Linked DNA regions of Homo sapiens: regions 2, 3 and 4 are each linked to region 1. A link is a loop called in an ENCODE intact Hi-C map of the cell type or tissue named here. Cell type or tissue: gastrocnemius medialis. All regions are shown on one strand. Links, peaks and the distances in the headings refer to the core of each region. The heading gives the core; the rest is flanking DNA.

Region 1 (5,491 bases), core at 217-5,216:
CAGCTGTTTTACTCCCTCCCCTCCCTTGAGTTTCCCATCTCTGCCCCCGCCCAACCCCCCGATTTTTAATCTTGGTGTTTGGAAGGAGGGAGGGGGCAAAAACGGGAGCCAGATGTGTACGAGTCCTCCGCTCCCGCCTCCTCCCTCCTCTCGGGCTTCCTAAAACCCGGAGCCCTAATCAAGGAGGATTCGGAGCCAGACGGTCGCGGCGCAAGCAAACAACTCGGCTCCGCGGCTCCCCCGGGAGTGGAAGCCAGGAGGGAGGGGGAGAGGAAGCGGGGCGTGCTCAGTAGGCGGGACAAAGTTTTTTTTTTTTTCTTCTCCCTTTTTTTCGGTCGCAAGTAGGAAGCTTTTTGCACTCCACCACCTCTGGCCGCTGGGAAGACGTCATCGCTTCCGCCCTACTTCCTCCTCCTGTTGGCGGCGGTGAGAATCCAATATGGAGTAAATCGGTGGAGTCGAGAGATGGGGCTCGGACGGGGCGCCCTGCACCGCCTCCCAGGCGCACCTCCCCCGGCCGCCGACCGCTCCCCGGAACCGTGATTGGCCCGGCCCCCCGGGGGCGACCCCGGACTGAGCCCCCCCACCCGCGGCCGGCGCTCTCCTCCTCCTCGCAGCAGTCCCTGCCGCTCCGAGGCGCGCTTGTTTTTCTCCTGCTCTCCCCCACCGCCGTCCCCTTCCCAAATCTCGCCCCCTCTGCCCGCTCCCGAGCCCCCGGAGCCTCCGCCCGCCTCTCCCCACGGCGCTGCGGCGTTCACTCCCCGCGCAGCCTGCCTTTGCACCCCTTCCCCCAAACCCTATCCCGCGCCCTGCTTCCCCTTCTGCTGCGGCGCCCTCTTCATCTCTAGCCGCCCCCCCTCCCCAAATCAGGCGATCTCCGGAGATGTGAAGAAGGGGGGCGAGCGGACAGGAAGATGAAGGGAGCAAAGCTGCCCGCCGCGGGACAGGCGTCTAGGTGAACAAGAAAATGACCGAAGAAACACACCCAGACGAGTAAGTTTGGTCGCGGGGTGGGACGAGGGTGCCCCTCAGGGGCAGCGTGGGGGCCGGGGCTGAGGATGCGGGCGGGGACGCTTATTGGGTGAACTTGGCGTGGGGTGCAGCGACTCGCTGACCTTTCGGCGTTGGGACGCGAGGCTTCCCTGCTTGTTGAAGTGAGGAGAGGGCAAAAACTGCTGCGGGCTGGCGGGCGCACGCCTAGGGTCGGCGGGCTGGTGGCAGCTCCGGGGGCCAAGGGCGTGCGGGTGACCTCCCGGCGGTCTCCGCTCCCTCTCGGAGGACTTACAGCTCCCCCGCCCCCGAAATCCTCGGCGGCTAGAGCGGAAGACCTGACACCCCCACTCCGGCTTCCCGGGGCTGGTGGGTTTTTGCACAGTGACTTTGTGACTCCCGCCGCCCCGCGAGCCCTGCAGTCCGCTCCGGAGCCCACTGGGGCCTAGGCTCCGCCATTTCGTTTTCTTGAATCGCTCTCATTTGCATACCACATTTTCATTCATAAAAAACACGGCGGAGCGAGAGGAGGACAGGCGCGGGCTGCGCGGGGGTCTGGTGCGCCAGGGTCCCCGCGCGGGCCGGCGTGCTGGAGCCGCCCGAGGGGCCCCGCGGCGCGTGAGTGCCTGTGCACGCGCTTGTGGCCGGCACACGCGTCCTGCGGGGTCGGGCGGCTCGGGGCGGACCGAGGCGTGTGCGGCGGGGGCGTGCGGGGCATCGCGCTGGGGGCGCGCGTGTGTGTGTGTGTATGTGAGTGTCCTCGCGGGTGCGCGTGCACGGGCTTGTGCCTGGCCCGCGGGCCCGAGGGGAACAATGCTCGGGGCGCTCCGCCGGAGGGATCCTGGGCCGCCCCGCGCGGGACCCGTGACTGTCGCCAGCCCGGGGCGGAGGTGCAGCTGCCTCCTGCCTCGCGGTCCAGGGGTCCAGTTTGGCATTTTCCCTCCCTGGTCTGAGGCGTTTTCAGTCTCGGGTGCGACGGGGGCGGGGCCGCGGGGCCCGACGCCTCAAGTCTTATGCCTGGGGTTTGAGCGGTCACCGCGCGGCGGCCGCCGCTGCTGCTCAGTGGCTGTGCCCGCCACCAGCCACTTTTTTTTTTTTGTGAATAAGACGCGCTCCTTTATTGTCACATGATATCCCTCCCCTCCTCCCCTGCACATTCATAAATCCGGAGCCTGCATCCGTTCCTTTCATTCAGTGCTGCCATTAGCCAAGGTAGCGGCGGCGCGGGCTTGGGCGCAAAGAGCTGGTTGGCAGCCGCGGGGACGCGCCCTGGAGGGAGGCCCCGCGCGCGTCTTTGCAGGGGAGTGTGGGCTTCGGAAGGCGTGCTCCGGAGGCCCCAGGTCTTTTGCCCCCCGCAGGCATTGAGCCTCAAGAGTGCTGGGAGGGGAAGTGACTCAGGGCTGGGCGACTGGGAGGCTTGTCTCTTGCAGCAGGTGACAGTGCTGTGCCCTACTCTAGGAAATCTACTCACTTTATTAAATATACCCCCTTTATCCTTTGGCGTCTGCTGTTGCCAGTCCGGGCGGGAGTGGGGCTGGTGTTTGGGAAAGGGAATTTCAGTTTCCTTCCTGTGAGTCCCCAGGGAACTTTGACTGCAGTAACCCCTGATCTTCCAGACAGCCGTCACAGGAGAGGATCCCTGCTGCTGTGCCTGTCGCAGACGTCCCACCGCATCTGCTGGTGTTTCTATTTCAGACGTTTTGCTTTGTCTTCGTATATAGCATCTTAAAATGGTAAAATGAAAAAAAGTTGCGCTTTTAGGGCTGAAATACAGAGAAGGAATATGCTGCTGGGCCTTGCTGCCTTTTGAACGTGACCAATAAATCAATATTTTTATGGGCCCTCGATTGTACCTGCACACAGAGTAGCAGTAGTAGCAGTGAGGCTGGTTGCTGTGCTCTGGCCTTGCAGATTCTTGGAGAGGTTTGACCACTCTACCTTGGCTCCACCCCTTGGGAATACAGGCCTGACCTGGCTCTTTTTGTGGCAGCTTGTCAGCCTTGCATCTTTCTCCATCTGCTATCCAAAGCAGAAGGATTTCGAGTGGGATCACCAGCGAGGAAAGAATAGCTCCATTTCAGGCTCTCAGAGCAAGTTCAGCATGAAGCCGTAGCCTCCACTGCTGTCACGAGTCCAGTTGAGAGGATAGATATTTGAGGAGTTCTAGTTTCACTTAGAGACTGAGAAAGCCTTGGCACCTTAGCCACTGAAGAAATGGGCTTATAGGGGTTATTTTTAATGTGATGACCTTGGCTCAAAACTTAAAATGCCTGAGAAGAAAGCGACTTCGTGGGCTGTAAACTGCCATGGTAGCCACTGTCTATTATTTTGTTCAACGTACCTGTGTAATGACGCATCTGAAAAATTCCTTTTAAATGTTAGTGACAGTAAGGTTTTTCTCTCTGAATTACAGAGCTTGCTGTGATTGCTTTTTTGTTGTTTTATTGTTGTTTGCTGCCACTGTCTTTAAGTCTAGAGCTAAAATTATTGTTTGATTAAGGTAGCCATATTTGGTTAGATTTTTGCTAGATTCCTACTTTGGGTGAATTTGATCTGTTTTTTTCTTGTAATGATTTTATGTTTGAGGTCTCTCAGATACCTTTGGAACCAGGCAGGGTTTGCTACTTAAGAGAACTGGTGGCATCAAACTGGAGACCTAGGAAAGATATATTTGTACTTTAGGTAAAATAGACTTGATAGTCTACATGTAGTAAAGGTTTTGTTGAATGGTCCAGATAATATCTGTTTCATTTAGCATCAGAATGCAGTAAATCAGAATCTTGCAAATGGTAAAATTGTGCTTAATTTAAAAAAATAATGTTTTGTTTTCTAATGTTGTTTTCCATGTCAATTTAAAATTCTTCTAATATATGGTAATTCAGGAAAGTTTCTTTGCTCTTGTTGATAATGGTCCCAAAAGATATCTTCCATATAGAAAATACACTGACCATTCTCTTTCGTCCCCCCTCCACATAAAAATGCATGTTAAAATTTACAATTATACAGACTTTTAAAAATATAATTTAAGAAGCGAAGAGCATCAGCAAACTATTGTAAGTCGTCCTCTGTGCATAGGGTTGGAAAATTTTTTTAAATCCATACCTATTTTGTCACTATCTTTAAAGCGTTTGATCATGGCTATGAATGGTTTGGAAATTTGCAGACAAGATAAACCTTACTGAACCAAGCTCTAACCCTGGAGACATCGAGCTGCCATTCAGCTTTTTCTTTTGTTCCTTTCATGAACTCTTCTCTGTAACCCACTTCTTGCTGGGAATGGATTTGCAGCTTCCCTTTCAGTCATATTTTCCCTAACGTTGAAATGTTTCCCATTAATAAAACAGGTGTAAGTATTTTTGCTGAACCATTTCAAAGACATTGCAGACATTGGGACTGTTGTACCTAAATATTTGAGCTTACTTCTCAAGAGATAAAAATACTGTTCTGTGAAACCACAATACTATTATCACATTTTACAAAATTAATAATTCCCTGGTGTCTTTAACACTCTGCCTGAATTGTCTGCAAAAATGTCTTTTATAACTGGTTATTCAGCCAGAGACCAATCGAAGACCCCGAGTTAAATGCGTTTGTAACGTGTATTTAAGGCTTAAGGCTTAGCCATTTGCTCACTTTATGATCTAAGGCAGTTTACTTTCATATGTCATGTCAGTTTTATATGGAGTGGACAAAATGGGAATAGACACTACCTATTTTGTGGAGCTGCTGTGAGAATTAAATGAGACAGCCTACGTAAAGCTTATAGTACAGGGCTAGGCATAAAACAGGTGCCCTATGTGGCTCTTTGCAGGGCACTGAGATAGATTTCTTTCAGGCTGAGCTTCATTTTCAGATAACCCTGTGAAGAAGGTATTACCCCCATTTAACTGATGAGAAAGCCAAGGTCAAGTTAGTTGCCCGAGACAGCAAACATTTTTTTAAAGCACTTTATTCATTTAGTCTTCTTAAAAATCCTGCGAGGTAGTTGGTATTATTATCCCTATTATAATAGGGAGAAGTGAGGCACAGAGAGGTGAAGTCCTTTCCTCAAGGTCATCCTGTGAGTAACTGAAGGAGCTGGGAATGGAGCACTCCAGTAGCCTGGTTCAGGAAGGTCTCTGTGCTCTTAACTAACCACTATGAACCATTGGGGTGGTCCAGCCTCAGTCGTTCTGACTCAGAGCTCGCAGCCTTTCTGCCAATCATGCTTGTTCATTATTCTTCTGAACTGGTGACAATCTGTCATTGCCATCATTTTTCTCACTTCACTTATCTTCCCAGAAAATGCTGTGAAGCATGAGGGGCATACTGAATTAAAATGGATTTAAATAAATTTGGGCTTGAGAATTCTGTGATACACCTCAAAGATAATGGGAGTAGTGCAAATTCAGAGTTGGTTATTATTGGAATGTTAGATCTATGTTAACTGAAATAACAGTTGTGGAAATTAAACCGATACAGTGAGTATTGATCCATTTTCTTTGTGTTTGCCTTAAAAAGG
Region 2 (5,491 bases), core at 301-5,300, 160 kb after region 1:
TGCAACAGTCCTGTAATATAAGTAGAACGTAATATTTGGTACCTGAGGTACAGAAACATTTAGTAATTTGCCCAAAGCTCATGTTTAGGAGACCACACATCCATCCCAGCATGCTTGGAACAGTCCTGATTTACACGTGGTGTCCCATCATTATTAATACCACCCTTTCCATTCTTGAGTGTCCTAATTTGATCAGTAAATTACATGACTTAACACCCTACTGAGAGACCAAACATCCAAGACATAATTAGAGCAAATTTCCCATCCAATGGCAGATGACCACTTGGGAAAGTCACTTTGCTGTCAAGCAAAGTCTGGATAAGAGGACTTGCATGGCTGGGTGTGGTGGCTCAAGTGTAATCCCAGCACTTTGGGAGGCCAAGGCGGGCGGATCACGAGGTCAGGAGATCGAGACCATCCTGGCTAACACAGTGAAACCCCGTCTCTACTAAAAATACAAAAAAATTAGCCGGGCATGGTAGTGGGTGCCTGTAGTCCCAGCTACTCGGGAGGCTGAGGCAGGAGAATGACGTAAACCTGGGAGGTGGAGCTTGCAGTGAGCCCAGAGACTCAATCTCAAAAAAAAAAAAAAAAAAAAAAAAAAAAGAGGACTTGCATGACTTCTTCAAGGTCTCATACTGTTATGATTCTAGTCCAGGGCAATAGAGTAAAACTGAAGTTCTTTTCTTTTAAGCAAAGCTTACTTTCTATTGTCTCAAAATCAAATGAAATGTTCTTAAAATAAACAAGGCCAAATATGGTCAAAACAAATCATCAGGATGTTATGAGAAAATGAACACAGTAACCAAAATTAAAGGCAATTGGGAAAAGTTTTATACTCTGTAGCTACTATTAAGTGTCTAGGAAGGACACATCCTTATCTTTATGGTTGGTCAACACCTGAAAGAGAAACCTTAAAATGACATAGCAAGTTTTTCATTTACAGTATCACGATCTGCAAAAAAGACCCAATGTAACTATGTCATTCTAAATCATTTGTATATTTATGTCACATAAATGAACTGTAAGGGTTCTAACAATCCAAGATAAAGAAAAACATCAGTTTATTTACCAATTCTGAGACTGTTTTAATTGTTCCTTTTACTTTCTTGCTCTTACATAGGGGTCAGCAAACTTTTTTTGTGAAGGGCCAGATACTTGAGGCTTTGTAGGCGTGACAAGTACCCAACCCCACATGTAGCTAGAAGGTGCCCACAGACAATATGTGACAACAGGTAACATTATGTAAACAAATGGGCTTGGCTGTGTTCCAATAAAACTTAAAAAAAACAAACAAACCAGTTTTGGCATAAGGGCTATAGATGACCACCTCTACTCTAAGGGAAACTTAGCTAGCCCCTGAAGACACTGCTTCTGTAAATACCTCAACTGCTTTACTGTTTCTCTCTCACACACTACCTTAACCCTGGAGGTTTGGTAATATGAGTTATTGCTCTTCATTGCTGCTTCTATCTCGCTCATCCCTAAAACTCCATAGCCCCACTGAAACTCATTCTATCAGATCATTCCATCTACCACTCCCTCCTTGCTGAACTCATCTACAGATTCCTACAGACAAATTGCACCTGCTGTCAAGCAGCTGAACAAGATAGGAAAGAAACAAAACATCTTGCTATAATGTATCACTAACCTCAACTGAGCCCTTCCTGCTGCATGGCAATCCTATTACATTTCTCTATTCTCGCTTCCATTCTCCAAAACAACCATTTCAACCTCCTCCTCTATTCTAAAACTCTACCATCCCTCCCCTCCTCTCAGTGCCTCCTAACTGGTCTCTCTATGCCCACCTTTGTTCCCTCTTCCCCCAAGAGTCTATTCACCACACCAGACTTAATGATCCTTTAAAAATATACATCAGATCCTATCATTTCTCTGCTTAAACCGCCCCCACACCCAAGACTTTCCATTTCACCAGGAGTCAAGCCAAACCCTTTACCATGGCTGAACAAGACCTGCCCTCCTGCTACCCTTCTGACCTCATATCCCACCTGCCCCCCTCCCTTGCTCACTCTGCTCCAGCCACACTGGCACACTCCCACCAACCTGGGGCTTTTGCATTTTTCCTGCCTGGAAGATTCTTCCCCCAGACAGTCACAAGGCTCACTCCTCTCACGCTCAACTTAGGTCTCTGATCAAAAGTCACTTCATCCAAAAGGCCTTTCCTGATCACAGTTTATGAAGGAGCACACTACCTCCCCAACCACTAACATTTTCCAGCTCTTCACCTTACTTTTCTTCATATCACTTATTACCACTAATACATTATTTAGACTAAAAGCAGGGATTCTGTTTTCATTGTTTTGTTTGTCCCCGGCACCTAGACCTATGTCTGGCACCCAGGAGTTCAAGAAATGTTTGCTGAATAAATGATCACCTGAGATTAATTATAAATTATATGTAAAACTCAATAAAATCAGAAAAATAAGTGAAGTACTTAGACAGTATGGCTCCTTTCCAGTCTGTTAATCTGTTTAATGTATGTGAGCCCATACTCAATTTAATTTCAACAATGAGTCATATATGAAAGATGTAACATACAGTACTCTGTAATACATAATCTCATTATCTAAAACAGTTGATCAAAGTCAGTGAGACAAAGCTCAGAGATTAACTCAGGATTAGATAACTCTTGGTTAAGTATACAGCACATACTGTATACTTCACATAGTCCAGAGTCTGGTGGAAAAAACACAAAAACCTATGCCAAAGAAACATCAACTATTTCTAGTTTAAAAATTTCTTTCTACTGTACATACCAACAACAACCAATTAAAGTCTGTTTCAAGAGTTATGACAGTCACCGGAATGCAAAAAATTTTGAGACATGATGTTTTTCAATCTGACTGAGAAGACAACATATGCAACAAATAAAGTCAGAAATATGAGATAGCCCAAGAGAAGTGCTGAAGGCTGATTGCATATCCAAAAAATAAGTTTAAAAAAAGAACAAAACTCAAGTGGGGCATTTATTTCCCTATAGTACAGCAGGTTCTTCTCATGCATATACAGGTGCCTCAGAGTCCGTGCTGGTTGTTACAGATGAACCAGAACTTTTGGCCCTGACCTCACTGCCTCCATCCACCAACTCTATAGAGGTGACCAGAGCTTATCTTGAACTATTTCCTTCTTGCTATCATTTCCAGGATGCACTTGACTGCAGTAGGAATTTGTTTTGGAAGACGTCTTGCTCCCTCTGGTGGTTGTCAAGATTCACAAACTACTGTATAGCCTTTTAAAAGAATGTTAGTAATAGTTGATTTACTAATACTTACAGAAAGTTTTTCCACATCACCCTTCAAAACTCGTTCTAAGTAAAGCTGTTTAAGTTCTCGTTCCAACCGTGATGGCAGGCCAGGATACATAGTAGACCCTCCAGAAAGCACAATGTGTTTGTAGAATTCAGATCTAGAAAGGCACAATGGTTATTCATTTGGAGTTTTAGGTTAGGAAAATGGTATCTCAGGGTTACTGTTACTTATGTCAGCCTCGGGGTTGCTGGGAGAATTAAATAAAATTCCACATGTAAATCACAGGGCTGAATATTTGCTGTTATTACTACTGTGAAGTAACGACCCCTCTTTACATATAAAATCTTTTCATAATTTTGATGAAAATAAAATACTTCTAAAAGTATATAATACACTTTTTTGTGAATATAACTGAGACTTCTAATAATGACCAAGATTTACATTACAAACTATTTTATCACATGCTTCCCTAAAGCCACTAAGATGTGGTTGTTTACTATAATTAGCCCTATTCTACTTTAATCCAGAATTCCTGCTTTTTAATTTTTCATTTATCTTTTGTAGTTTTCTTTTTTGTTCCTTTGCTTAGAGGCTGTCTGCTGTTATTTTTGGCTAGACTGATGTGTATGCTTCTTATAGCAGTACCCTCTTTTCTGATACAGTACCCTGCTATCTACTGACAGCAGTACCCTCTATTCTGATATCTATGAGATCAGAAAATCCAATCTAAAAAGACTGCATATGTAGTAAAAGTAACAGAATCTGAGCGAGGGTCTGAGGAATAATTCTCACAGTAAAGTTTGGGAGCTGATTTGCACCCATTTTGGCCTTTTTCAACCTGGCTTCCAGGTTCTCAATGGCTAAAGCTACTGCAACTCTAACAAAGCATTGCTTTTGTATTTAATTGCCATAGCAAGCCCAGTGAATGTCGCATAAACTAAGCAGTTGAAATACAGATTCATGTGATAAGTACTCACAAGCATTTACATGTACATTTTCAACATGCAGAACACACAAAACAAAATTTGAGTTGTTCCACTTTGCAATGCAAACTCTGTGGAGAAGGTACTGAATCTGACTCCGCACTTTAGGTACGTCGAAGCTCTAATCAGCAACAGGCATGTACTTTTCTTTTTTTATTTTTTAATACAGAGTCTCACTCTGTCACCCAGGCTGGAGAGCAGTGGTGCGATCTCGGCTCACTGCAACCTCCGCCTCCCAGGTTCACGCCATTCTCCTGCCTCAGCCTCCCGAGTAGCTGGGATTACAGGCACCCGTCACCACACCCAGCTAATTTTTTGTATTTTTAGTAGAGACGGGGTTTCACCATTTTGGCCAGACTGGTCTTGAACTCCTGACCTCGTGATTCGCCGGCCTCGTGATTCACCGGCCTCAGCCTCCCAAAGTGCTGGGATTACAGGCGTGAGCCACCGCGCCCAGCTGGCATGTACTTTTAAATACAATTTTGCTGTGAATGAACATCAAAGAACAAAATCATCTCCCTAATCCCTATCATGAGAATTTACCATAATTATGAAGGCTAGATTCGATTTCTGATCATCTTCTACCAGGTTTATAGCTTGTTATGAGTCAATTGCTATTTTTATTAATTTCTATTACTATCCTGGCTCCAAAGCCATCCCATCAAAATTAATTAGGTGGCTATTTAACTCAGGGTTACACAAATAAATGCTTGCTGTACAAAATGCTTCTGGGTGAATTCCTCTATAACCTGAGTGTAGAGAAGGGATTTCTAACTATGACTCAAGCTCTAGATGTAATAAGACTATAAATCTTTTTATATGACTAAATAAAAACAAACTTTTGCATGGCCAAAACACTAAGAGCAATAGACAAATGGCAAACAGAGAGAGTATCTGTGAAAGATATCAGAAAGCTAAAAGAAAACTTTTCAAAACTGAAAAAAAAAAAAACCCAAAACTCCAAAATCTACAAAAAGCCATTAACAATTTGCCAAAAAAAAAAATTTAAAATGTCCCTTAAGGCTGGGCGTGGTGGCTCACGTCTGCAATTCCAGCTACTTGGGAGGCTGAGGCAGGAGAATCACTCCACCCAGGTTGCAGTGAGCCGAGACTGCACCACTGCACTCCAGCCTGGCGACAGAGCGAGACTCTATCTCAAACAAACAAACAAGTCCCTTAAACATATAAAAATATGTTTTATATATATATATATGTTTTTTTTTTAGGAACTTTCTTTTG
Region 3 (5,491 bases), core at 150-5,149, 1.0 Mb before region 1:
TTGCTGAGAGAAATTGCACAGAGGATGTCTAGAGTTGCAATATAGTAGCCATAAAAAAAAAAAAAACTCCTTTAGCAGGGCAGCAATTAATCATCTATTAAAAGGAAACAAATGAAGGGACAGGTCTAGGTATCTTAGTAAACTACTGTCAATATTTATGCCCATTTTTTGACAGCCCCTATTCCTAACTTATTTCAGATACTTGCTTTTTTAAGGCAATAGCACTTTTATTTTGCAAAAACTTGGCCTGGTGAAAACTTCTGGCACTTGGCCCTAGCTCTTGCGATTCAGGCCTTCCGTTCTCTTCTCATCCTTCTTATCTCAGAGCATCTTTCCAGAGATAGAGAACGGTGACAAAAGGAGGCAGACTGGGCCCTTGGTCTCTATTGTTTACACCCTCCTGTATGGAGGCATTTCAAGCCCTCAGTGCTCCTCTGAGCTGCTGGTAAAGTCGTCTCGGAGAACTCCCCTGACTTTATGTTCTATAAGGAATTGTGCTTCTGGAAAGATCTATATCCTAAATTAGGCTTTTGTCCCAAAAGGTCACACTGATGAGTCAGCTCCAAAACCCTTAGAAACTAAAGAGGCACCTCTTAAGGTAAAACGTGTGTGTATTTGCCAGCCCAGAATAAACAAAAGCCTGTTAATCAATCGAGTTTGGCAGCTGTGTTCACAAAATGATAAGGGTTTATCATTTGCCACCAAACTTTAAGATGTCCCTTAAAATGCTGTGATTGGTTTTTAGGTTGTCCTGTGGTGTGGAGGCTTGGCGTTTGTATTTCAAAAACATTCATCCTCTGCATCTCTCCCCCTCACTAGCATTGACATTTCAAAAAAACAGAAATAAGAGGAGGGAGGGAAAGATAGTTTAAAGAAAATAGATTCGAAATCTAGTACAGATAATAGAGGAATGCTGGAGATAAGAGCCTGGAGGTGATATGAGAAAGGCACCAAGAAGTCAAAGCTAATGAATGGCTGTGAGAAAAGTGAAATAAACTATTGAGAGATCTATTAAAGGGGGAAACCTGGTTAGGTGATATCAAAGGGGGTTAACTGAGAGGATTAGGGAGGATGTTAATCAAGTGCTCTAAAGCATTACAGGCTATAAGGACTGAAAGATTTGTTTACTGCATTTTGCTTCAGAAAACAAAGAATGTCTGGGTCCAGTTCAGAAGTCAATTAGAGGTCAGCTTAGGCTCTCCAAGGGTTGCAGGGAAAATACCTAAGTTACTATATTCTGACTGGATGATGCAAAAATTAGGGAAAAAAAATGGGGGGTGAGAGGGAGGTGCTTTCCTTACTATTCTATTTCAAATCATTAAAATGCTTTGGTCTCTAGGGGGGAAAAAACTACACTGGTTAACATAATTACTAGCTCTGACATTTTCAGAAGTTATAGAGGTCTTTTATTAATTAAATGGAGGGCTTAATAAAGTATTCCTAATAAAATTTATGGTTGTCTTAAAACTTTCTAAACAGTGCTATAAATTCTTAATAAAATTAACTGGGAAATGAGTTATTAGCCCACACTTTACCCTCCCCCCCAAACTGCTACATAAGGAGTGTCTGCAGAATGAAAAGGAAATAGAAGCCTTTTAGTAAAATATAAATATTAGCCAAAGTCATGCATTGCTCTGAAAGAGGCAAAGTCCCAACTGTTGTTTCTACTGGCCTCATTCTCCAATATCCCCCAAAAGCTATCCCACAAAACTTCATCAAGAGAATTTATTCCCCTTCCCAAGTACCTATTATATATGCATTTATGTGTAAGTGCATTTGAAATACAACCTTCAATTTTGTGGACTGAGTTGTATGTTAAATGTAGTAAAAAACATAGATGCATCATGCAAAGTTCCGCTATAGAATCTTCAAGTCTCACGGTGCAAATACTTTCTTTATTTTTAATTAAAAATAAAATGCCCTGTAATTTCTCTCACTTTAATTTCTATAAAGATAACTTTTAAATGATAAATTTCTAAATAACATTTTTCTCTGAAGTTATTTAAAAGTGTATTTTCTGAAGCAACATTTTGTTGACATATGCAAAACCTTTTTATATCATTACGTTTCAAAACTTTTAGTGAGTTATCTTAAGTTTTCAGGTACTTCACTGCTTCACAGATACAATGCTGGCTGGTTAGCTATTTTAAAGAAGATCACACACATACACTTCAAACCACAGCAGCCTTGGTGAATTGTTTAGCATTTGAAGGCTTGATCTTTTGTGCCGTCTACTGGACAATAGAAAAACTGCAGCCTTGATGACAAACTTTAATCTTGTTTTACGGGGGTGGGAGGTGGTGGTTGGGGGTATGATTTGGTGCTGGTAACTAACAAGAGAAAACCACAGTACCCAACTTAGACTCATAGGACAGGTCTTGGGGTCTAACCATGTTTTTCAAATCCAAAGATAGGATATGATATCAATCATAGGTGTATAGCTCAAACACTTGATTAAGGCACAAGGCTAAAACCTACATTGAATACAGCTGTGCATGTGTGTGTACCCATATGCCTAAACTTGGGAAGACAGCCTGGGAAAAGAAAGGAAGATAGGACAGATTCAACAACTCTGAAAACAAAAACAAAAACAAAAAACAAAAAACAGTAGTGGTTGCTTGACACTGAGGATGAATTTGCTTGACAGTCAAGTTAAATCTATCTACTGCCTCGATAATCTAGCATGTACAAATCAGTTCTTGGAATTTGGAAAGTGACATTGGTAATCAAGAAAAAAAACCCTTTAGGAGAGGGGAAATGACACTGGTAATTATAAAAGTTTTAGTGCAGTTCCCTTTTGGCAATTTGGGATGAAAATGTAAAACTTCAGTGTTTTCACTTGGAGAGCACAAGTGTTAGAAAGTGTGGGTGAAATTCACAGTCAGACAACTTCATATGGCAGAGACCATTTGATGTTCTCTTAAACATTAAGAAACATTGTGCACATTTTGGTTGTGATTTAAAAAAGAAAACATTTATAGATCTCTAGCATTGTGGAAGCTTTGTAAAAAAAAAAAAAAAAAAGCATGAAGCTAACTTTGACCTCTGTTCGACAGTGACAGTTTCTGAAGTAATCACTGTTACCATAGAGAAGTGATTTTGTGATTTAAGAAACAAATAAGCCCAATGCCCCCCAAATATATATCTGTATATGTATCTATGTGTGTATAGACACACACACACACACATACACATACATGGAGAAGTCAAGCTGATTTTGTCCAAGAGACATAGACTTTGGTGCAAGCACTTTTAAAATTGTTCATGTGCTTTTCTGAAGTTAAAACTCCTTATCGCATTTTAATAAAACTTGCCAGCACTTGACTAGGTATTAGGGCGTCTTTTAATAAAAACCTAATAGTGAAAAGGAGACAGCTTTAGGACATTTTATTGTGCATAAATATATTTCAATGATCTACTTCAATATACATTTCGATGTGGCACTATGTCAGAATGACTTTAAAATATTGGATTAAATATAGATACATCAAGAGAATCTGAACTGACATTGGCTACTTAAAGCAGCGAGATTGCTTGCACTGCTGTATTAGAGCCTCAGTTGTTCTATATAAATGGAGGTGTTGGTGGTGGGTGTCTTTTAAACTTTAGTATAAACCACTGAACTGTGAAAGGTTATTATTTTATGAGATGCTGTTTGGAGTCATTTTTTGAGATGCTGTTTGGTCTAGATCAGAAAACCAACCAAAAAGAAAAAAAAATCCTCATAACAATAGCTTGAAAATGTAGAAAATTCTTCCAGGAACTAATCACAAGTGCATACACGTTTGATATATTCTAAACTAATAGTTGAAGTACTGAGTGCTGGAAGAGGTCTGGCGAACGTGCTCTAGTCACTAATAGCAAACATTTACCTTTGAAGCAACAGGATGAGTCACACTGGCCATGCTTAGCATCCATGTTCGACTGGATAAAGGGGCATATTTTGTGAAAACCTTCAGGCAAAAATCTTACTGATTATTCAAAAATAAATATTTTAACATTTCATTGAGCTATCTAATGAATAAGGAAAACATCGAAGGCTTCCTGCGGCGCAGAAAGAATTCTAGCAGCGTCAAAAACATAAAGGAGCAAAGAACAAGAGGAAGCTGAAGGACGCCTGCTGAGTAGTTATTCACTTGTGAATATCTGAAAACGTGCTTTTCTGTGCCCTTATTTAAAAATGAAAAACAAATATCATCTTTCTTTGTCCTTTTAAAAAAATTAACGTCAGAATATGGCTATGCTAGCTAAACATCATTTTTTTTTTTCCAGGCGATTTATGCGAGAAAGGGCCAATTTGAACACTGGTAACTAGTGGGAGAAATAAACTTATAAGCCACAAACACATCGGTTCGCAACCGAGCCCACAGCCCCGCGAGGCGCCCCTTCTTCCCAGCTCCCGGAGGATAACTTCATTGACTGGCAGGTCGGCGGCCACTTCTGGGAGGGCCACTGTTTACCGAATGAGAACCTCTCATGGCACAGTCCTTACAGCAGGGCTGCCCTGTCGCCCTTGCGCGTCCGGGTGCCGGGTCCCGGCGGTGTTCTGCAGCGCGATCCGGTCCCCGTGCCCTGAGCCACCCAGAGCCCTGGGCCTGCCTGCACCCTGGGGCGCGCTGACTCCCTGGGTCGGGTGGGGGTCCCGGCAGGATGCACTTCCAGCTGCGGGGTCCGCGGAGTTTGCTCGCACCTGGTTTGGCGCAGGGACGTAGGTTTGGGGGACTGTGTCCCCTGGGAAGAGCAAAAGGTGAAAAGGTCCCCTCTCCCACCAGTGTGCCCCATCCCCGCCAGTTTTGACTGCGATCCTATTTTTCTCTTTGGGGGTCGCCTCAGCCTGTGCCGGAGGGAGTTGGGAGTTGGTCAGGCTTGGGCAGCGGTGGGTGGCAGCCCGGGAGCCGGAGCAGGAGCGCGAGGACCCGCGGACTGGGGCGCAGCGACGATGGCGCACCGGCTTCTGTCTTCTGCTGCTTTGGGGCTGAGCATCCGAGGGCGCCTTTCTCCCCAGCTGGACTCGGGGACGCCGGATCACCCCGCCACCTGCCTCTTGGCCTAATTCTGGAAGCTTCTCGCCTCCGTTCCTGGACGGCTCTTCCTCAGGGGCAGCAATGAGCCCCGGGGTGCGCTCATCTCCTCCGAGATCAATTGCTCTACGATTCCTTTTAGGACTTGCAGGGGGGAGAGGTTGGGGACCCCGGCCCCAGAGTGGCTCCTGCGGCACGGCGGCCCACTCGGAGGGGTCGCAACAAGCGCGCATTTGTGGCCAAGGTTGTGATTTCAGGTGCGCTAATGGGATCAGACGTCCTGGGAGAAGCGTGAGGGGATTGGTGCCGTTCCTTCTCCCGGCTTCCAGCGGCCGCCGGGTGGAAGTGGGGACACAGGAGGGCCGCGCTACGGGCGCCCAGCGCGGGCGCTCACACCTCTTGAGGAGGCGTGGAACCCAGCGCCCCAGGTGGGGGTAGGGCGCGGGGGTATAGGTAGTGAGGGGTGACGC
Region 4 (5,491 bases), core at 121-5,120, 490 kb after region 1:
TCTTTAGAAATCATGTCAAATCTCAATTTATAAGTCCCAGCAAGGTTTATGCTCCTCTCCAAGCTATTACAGCCTCAAGGGTCAACAAGTGAACAGACCACCCAGATGAAGCTGACCAAAGTCTTGCATTCAGTTTCTCTTACTGCTTTGCAGTCACATGAAACTAATTAAGAAAAACAAAACAAAACAAAACAAAACTTAAGCTCTAATGATTGATTCTTTTTTTTCTTTTGGCAAGGGCAAAAAAACATTCCAGTCCATCTCTGAGCTTAACATGTCTGGTCCTATTACACTTTTAAAAAGTAAAAAGAGAAGAAAACAAACAAACAAAATCCAACACTTGGAAACTTGCTTGGCATCCAGTGTACTCATTCCTGGTTCATGGAGCAGTCAGAAAACACATATCATCTGTGAATCCCTTCTCAGGCACAACTAAAGCCAGAGTGTGAGTTACAACAGTCTAGCTTCCCAAAGGCTCTTCCGCATCTCGGACCCAGCAGCAGCTCATCTCTCTGCCAGAGCAATCTGATTGACAATCATCAATCAGGAAGGACTTCAGAGGTCTCGTGGCCCCTTTACTACAGAGACTTGCCACAGCCACCTAGCCGGCGAGTGACGGCCTGGACCCTCCCCATTTGCCAGGTCTAAGGACATTTATTAGAAAGGACACTGCTCACCACTGGCCCTGGACACCTCTGAGACCACTGGGCCTGTCACGTGGGGGGTGTGAGTGGGGAAACCCAGCAGGATGTGGGTTAACGGCAGGGGAGGTTGCACGTCTTCCTCTGCTGCCTCTCACTACTGTAGCACCAGAGAGCCGTGTCTGTTCATGTTGCCGGTCCTAAATGCTCTCTGGCCTGTCCTGAACTTTCTCTGGCTCTTTCTTCAGCATTTCATGAGCTTTTATGATGAAGCCTCTGTGTATGTTTGTGTGAGCAGCAGAAAAGGTGCAGAAAGACGTTTGTTAAACTGTTAGCAGTGGTTACCTGGGGCAGTGGGATTACAGTCAGGCAGATGGAGATGATTAACTTTTCCTTACTATCTCTGTGTTGCTTGAACTTGTTATAACCAGCATGTATTACACATGAAACTTTAAAGAATCCAATAAAATTAGAAAGCAAGTCGCAAAAGGAGACACACAGTATGATATCATGCCCATAAAATCCGAAATCCAAAACTCCCATAAACAATATGTTGTGTTGTTTATGGGGTATCCTATGTATTGTTTACGGGGTCTAAACCTAGGGGCCTAGTAAAAAGCCTAAAGCCTGCTGGAAGACGCCACACTGGATGGGAAGAGCTCATAGAGAAAGGAGGTGGAGTGATGTTGAGGAAGGCAACTTCAACTGGACCCATGGCATTTTGTTTCCTAAGAAAACAAAAACCTCAAAGCAAATATGGTGAAAAGTTAATGTTCGTTGGAGTGGACGATGGGTCTTTTATGACTGTTATGTTATTCTCCATACTTGTCCATTCGTTTGAAATATTTCAGAAACTAAATTAACTATAACAAAGGAGAGATAATTGAATTCATCCTTATTTGTAACTTATCTTGCACGACACCCGATATGTACCCCAGGTATAAGAAAGGAAAAAAGGGAAGAGGGAGGGGGAAAGGAAAAATCAAAGTGAGTTTTGGAGAGCTGGTTTGCTTTTCTGATCTTCTTTATTCTCCCAATGGGTTTTGTTCAGAAAATAAACATGGGAAAGAGGCAAAGTTAATGTCCCCTGGAGAAATGGATGGATGATTGGATGGATAGACAGATGGACAGGTGGGTAACCTCATGAGCCAACAGCTGCCAGGTTTTCAGAGCAGGTAGGAATCTACCTTCATCATGGAGGCTGCGACTGGGACCGCTCACTGCCCACAGCTCACCTCTGGATGTGATACGATGCATTCATGAAGTTGGGCTCTTATGCCTTAGCCTGTAAGGCTGAAAGTGCCTCCTGTGCGAATGAGTAGCTAGAACACAAAGAGCACCTACGGCCCGTTCCACCCCTGTGCCCCATGGGGAATATTCCGGGTGTCTTTCCCCAGCCCCAAGTTGAGACCTGCAGCTATGACGGTAGGGACCCAAGGGGGACAGTAGCTCCCCGCTGCTCTTGAGGGCCAGGAACTAATAATAAACCATGTGGCCATTTCATAGGAACCACTTCAAATTTTTTTCTCAAAAACCGAAAAAGTTCCTGAGAAATCGTGGACAGCAGAGGGGTTCTTCATTGTACCTTTTTTCTTGGGGCATGTAACCTGGACCCGGGGAGGTGAGGGTCTGGCCAGGGTCACAGCTAAGGACATGTGTCCTGGCTCAGAGAGCAGAGCAGTGCTCGCCCACTAGCCAGCTCAGGTGGGCTCTAGAATTTAGTCTGGTGGAGAAGTGCCCAGCCCACACAGGTGACAGCTCTTACTACACTCCAGGTGCTGTCGGCTTATCAGATGTTATTTAATTCTCGCAGCAGCCTATGGGGTAGTTGAGTAGTGTGGCTGGAATGTCAGGGGTGTGTAGGGACGCCTTAGGAATGAACCTGCAGAGGTCAGTTAGGACTAGGCTGGGGAGGAACAGAATGCCATGCCAAGGATCCCTCCTCTGGGTGAGGGGGAGTGATCAGGGGCTTTTGGTAGGGAAGTAATGTGACCTGGCTTATTTTTTTGAGAATGGATTGGAGGGGCAAGAGCAGAGCAGAGCAGAGCAGAGGCTGAGAGAGGAGGTGATGGGGCATGAGGGATGGCGGCTGGGACTAATGCTGGGGCCTTGGGCGAGGACAGGAAGACAGCTTTCTGGTCTGGAGAGGGAAGCAGCATGGGGATCACTAGAGAGGAGAGCCAGAGAGGAGGCAGAGGCCCCAAAGGAGGAAGAAACCATGAACAAGAGTCTTGCTTAGGCTCTGTCCCCAACCAGCTTTGGAACCTTGGGCAAGTCACGTCATCCCTCCGGGACTCAGTTTTCACTGCTGTAAAATGATGGGGCTGAATGCATCCTCTCCCATGGTAAGAACGATGGGCCTTTTGCACATTTCTTTTGCTCCAGGGGTGGGGAAAGCCTGAACCATGGCATAATGCCTGGCACTGCCAGGAGCACCAGAGGAACTGCCAAAGTGGCAGGGAGTGGCCGGCACATGGGGCCAGTTGGCATTGAAGCAAGCAGCATGGCAACGCTAAGGCAAAGAGCAGGCCAAGGCTGCCGGGGCTTGCCAGTGTGGGCAGGATGCTGGAGTAACTGTGGCAGGGCTCCAGCAGACACGAGCAAGGCCAGTCTGGGAACCGCATCCCCCCTTTACATAATCATCCTTACGGCAACATGTTTTCTCATTTCAGTTAAGCAGTGCCAGGCCTCTGATCAAATGGCTTTTGTAATCCTTGTTGTCAAGTTTAAGCTTGAGCAAACAGTAAGGCAGCCTGAGAGTCACCTCAGCCTTCTGACTCAGCGTCCCTGTGTGCAGCGGATGGGATGGGATCTTCTAAATGTCCCTTCTGACACTAAAATGCTAGGAGCCTTCTGTTAGAATTCCACCCTCTAAATCATACCATGCTGGGGGCACCTCACGCCTCTGAGTGTGATCAAAGCTCACTGCAGCCTCAAACTCCTGGGCCCAAGTGATCCTCCTCTCTCAGCCTCCTGAGCGGCTGGGACCACAGGCGTGTACCACCACGCCCAGCTAATTAATTTTTCTTTTCTTTTTTTTTTTTTTTTTGTAAAGACAGAGTCTCACTATCTTGCCCAGGCTGGTCTTGAATTCCTGGCCTCTAGCAAGCCTCCCACCTCAGACTCCCAAAGTGCTGGGATTATAGGTGTGAGCCACCACACCCAGCCTTTATACATCTTGAAATACACTTTTCAGCTGTAGAGCCATGATACGTGATTTAAATTCTCTGTGCCTGTTTCCTTGGGCCTGGCAGAGAAAGTGTGAATAGCCTATTGTGGCCGTATACCTGGGGATGATAATGCTACCTACTTTGCTGTTAGGAATACTAAGTGAGAAAGTATGAGTGAAACCTTCAGCACAGAGCCAGGCACACCGTAAGTGCTCCATGAACGGACAGCTATTATTGTAATTACGCATTCAGCCATCAGAACTTACTGCATGTCGAGAGCTGTGCAAGGCTCAGGGGATAGGGTACTAACCAGTTAGGCTGACGAGCAAGTGTCCTGTCCTCACCGGGTGGCTGTCTGAAGGAGAGGCAGACCAGTCAACCAGTTTCCCTTAACTAGTACATATGCCCTCTGCTAGGGAAGCAAGAGTGGCTGCAGGAGCCCACAGGAGGGGCACCCACCCCAGAGCCATGGGCGGCAGGCCACTGCAGCTGCCCTCTGCTGTCTGGATGCCTTCCCCTGGCCTGGAAAGAGCTTCCCCCAGATGGCTCCATGACCCACTCATTCATGTTATTCAGGACTCTGCTCAGGCATCACCTCCACAAGGAGCCTTCTCCAATCTTTCTGTCTAAAACAATCCCTACCCACCCTGCCGCCTTTATCATTCCATTCCATGCCCTCATGCTGCTTTATTCTCTTTACAGTACTGATCTTTTCTACCAGCGGATTGTGGATCTGTTTTGAAAAATATGTTTATTGACCATTTACCCACCACAAAGTAAGCTTGGTGAACGCAGGGGCTTTACCTATTTTGTATTCCTTATTGCATCCCCAGTGCACTCCCAGAACAATGCCTGGGCCACGGTGAGCCATCAATGCCTGTCTTGGGTGAACAAAGTGACCACTAAGCTAGATCCTGTAGGATGCATAGAGATTGACCAGGGAAAGGGTCAGGGAGAGAAGAGAGAATCTTCCAGGCAGAGGGAGCAGCATGTACAAAACCAGGGGAGGAGAGCAGAACATGATGGGAGGTAGTTCTGTATGACAGGCATGTTCATTAACAGAGCAGGAGGAGCAGGCAGCGAAAGGAAGAGCTTTCTGCTGGAGCTTCTGAATCATGATGTGGGTCTGACCCCATGGAAGGAGCCAGGGCAGGAAGGATGATTGGAGAGGAAAGTCTCAGACTGCAGCATGGTTCTAAGAAGGTTTTGGCCAGGCAGATGGGGAGTCCCTGAGCCAAAGCTGGCCCTCAGAGGAATTCCCCATCAGGCAGAAGCTAGTGCCGTGTTATGCTCAGCCTTTGGCTGGAATTAGCTCAGGGGACGTGTGGCTTTGGAGGGATGCAGTGAGGGATCCTGAAGGGCGGGAACTGTGGCTGTCACTTGACTGCTCCCTGCAGCCGGAGACCTCGATGGTGCAATTCCATGGCTGCCCAACAAGCAGAGAGGGCAAGGAAGGAAGTGGTGAGAATTGAGTCTGGAGAGCTAAACATGGACCAGATCACCAAGGGTACTTCAGGCCCTGTTAAAGAGTTGGATTTTATCATGAAGGCAATGAGATGCCAGGATATGGTTTTGTTCAGGGGAAACAGAATGATTGGATTTGCATGTCAGAAGGATCACTTTGGCTATTATGTAGAACATGGAAAAGAAAACCTTTTGAAAAGTCTAGACTAGTAATCC

Evidence for each region. Hi-C counts contacts between places; a loop is a spot of excess contacts. Peaks named below come from ENCODE experiments on the same cell type or tissue, not always from the same donor. Only the 100,000 strongest peaks of a DNase experiment are listed, where the experiment ranks them.
Region 2: a loop joins it to region 1, with 5 times the contacts of the local background. A loop is called at or near these places in 78 of 110 quality-filtered maps.
Region 3: a loop joins it to region 1, with 3 times the contacts of the local background. A loop is called at or near these places in 4 of 110 quality-filtered maps.
Region 4: a loop joins it to region 1, with 2.6 times the contacts of the local background. A loop is called at or near these places in 2 of 110 quality-filtered maps.

The regions. Positions count from the first base shown.
Region 1 is chr2:65,427,464-65,432,954 of GRCh38, reverse strand. It overlaps SPRED2 (sprouty related EVH1 domain containing 2), which reads left to right and starts at 356. Exons shown (of 6, transcript NM_181784.3): 1 at 356-993. The coding sequence starts at 968. RefSeq lists silencers at 454-653, 1,424-1,473, 1,504-2,013. In gastrocnemius medialis, for the core only: CTCF peaks have their summits at 322 and 2,136; DNase peaks (open chromatin) are centred at 324, 1,054, 1,881, 2,394 and 1 weaker place; H3K4me3 peaks cover 2,631 bases; H3K27ac peaks cover 3,151 bases.
Region 2 is chr2:65,262,978-65,268,468 of GRCh38, reverse strand. It overlaps ACTR2 (actin related protein 2), which reads right to left. Exons shown (of 9, transcript NM_005722.4): 8 at 3,294-3,426. Among named protein-coding and RNA genes, the nearest start is that of ACTR2, 38 kb to the right of the region's middle. In gastrocnemius medialis, for the core only: a CTCF peak has its summit at 3,218 (motif pointing left); no DNase peak of the experiment used is centred there.
Region 3 is chr2:66,425,944-66,431,434 of GRCh38, reverse strand. It overlaps MEIS1-AS3 (MEIS1 antisense RNA 3), which reads left to right. Exons shown (of 4, transcript NR_046438.2): 4 at 4,273-5,491. Among named protein-coding and RNA genes, the nearest start is that of MEIS1-AS3, 4.8 kb to the left of the region's middle. In gastrocnemius medialis, for the core only: a CTCF peak has its summit at 2,245 (motif pointing left); no DNase peak of the experiment used is centred there; H3K4me3 peaks cover 531 bases; H3K27me3 peaks cover 2,063 bases.
Region 4 is chr2:64,941,676-64,947,166 of GRCh38, reverse strand. No RefSeq gene overlaps it. Among named protein-coding and RNA genes, the nearest start is that of LINC02245, 12 kb to the right of the region's middle. RefSeq lists an enhancer at 506-745. In gastrocnemius medialis, for the core only: no CTCF peak of the experiment used is centred there; DNase peaks (open chromatin) are centred at 3,206 and 4,286; H3K27ac peaks cover 2,790 bases.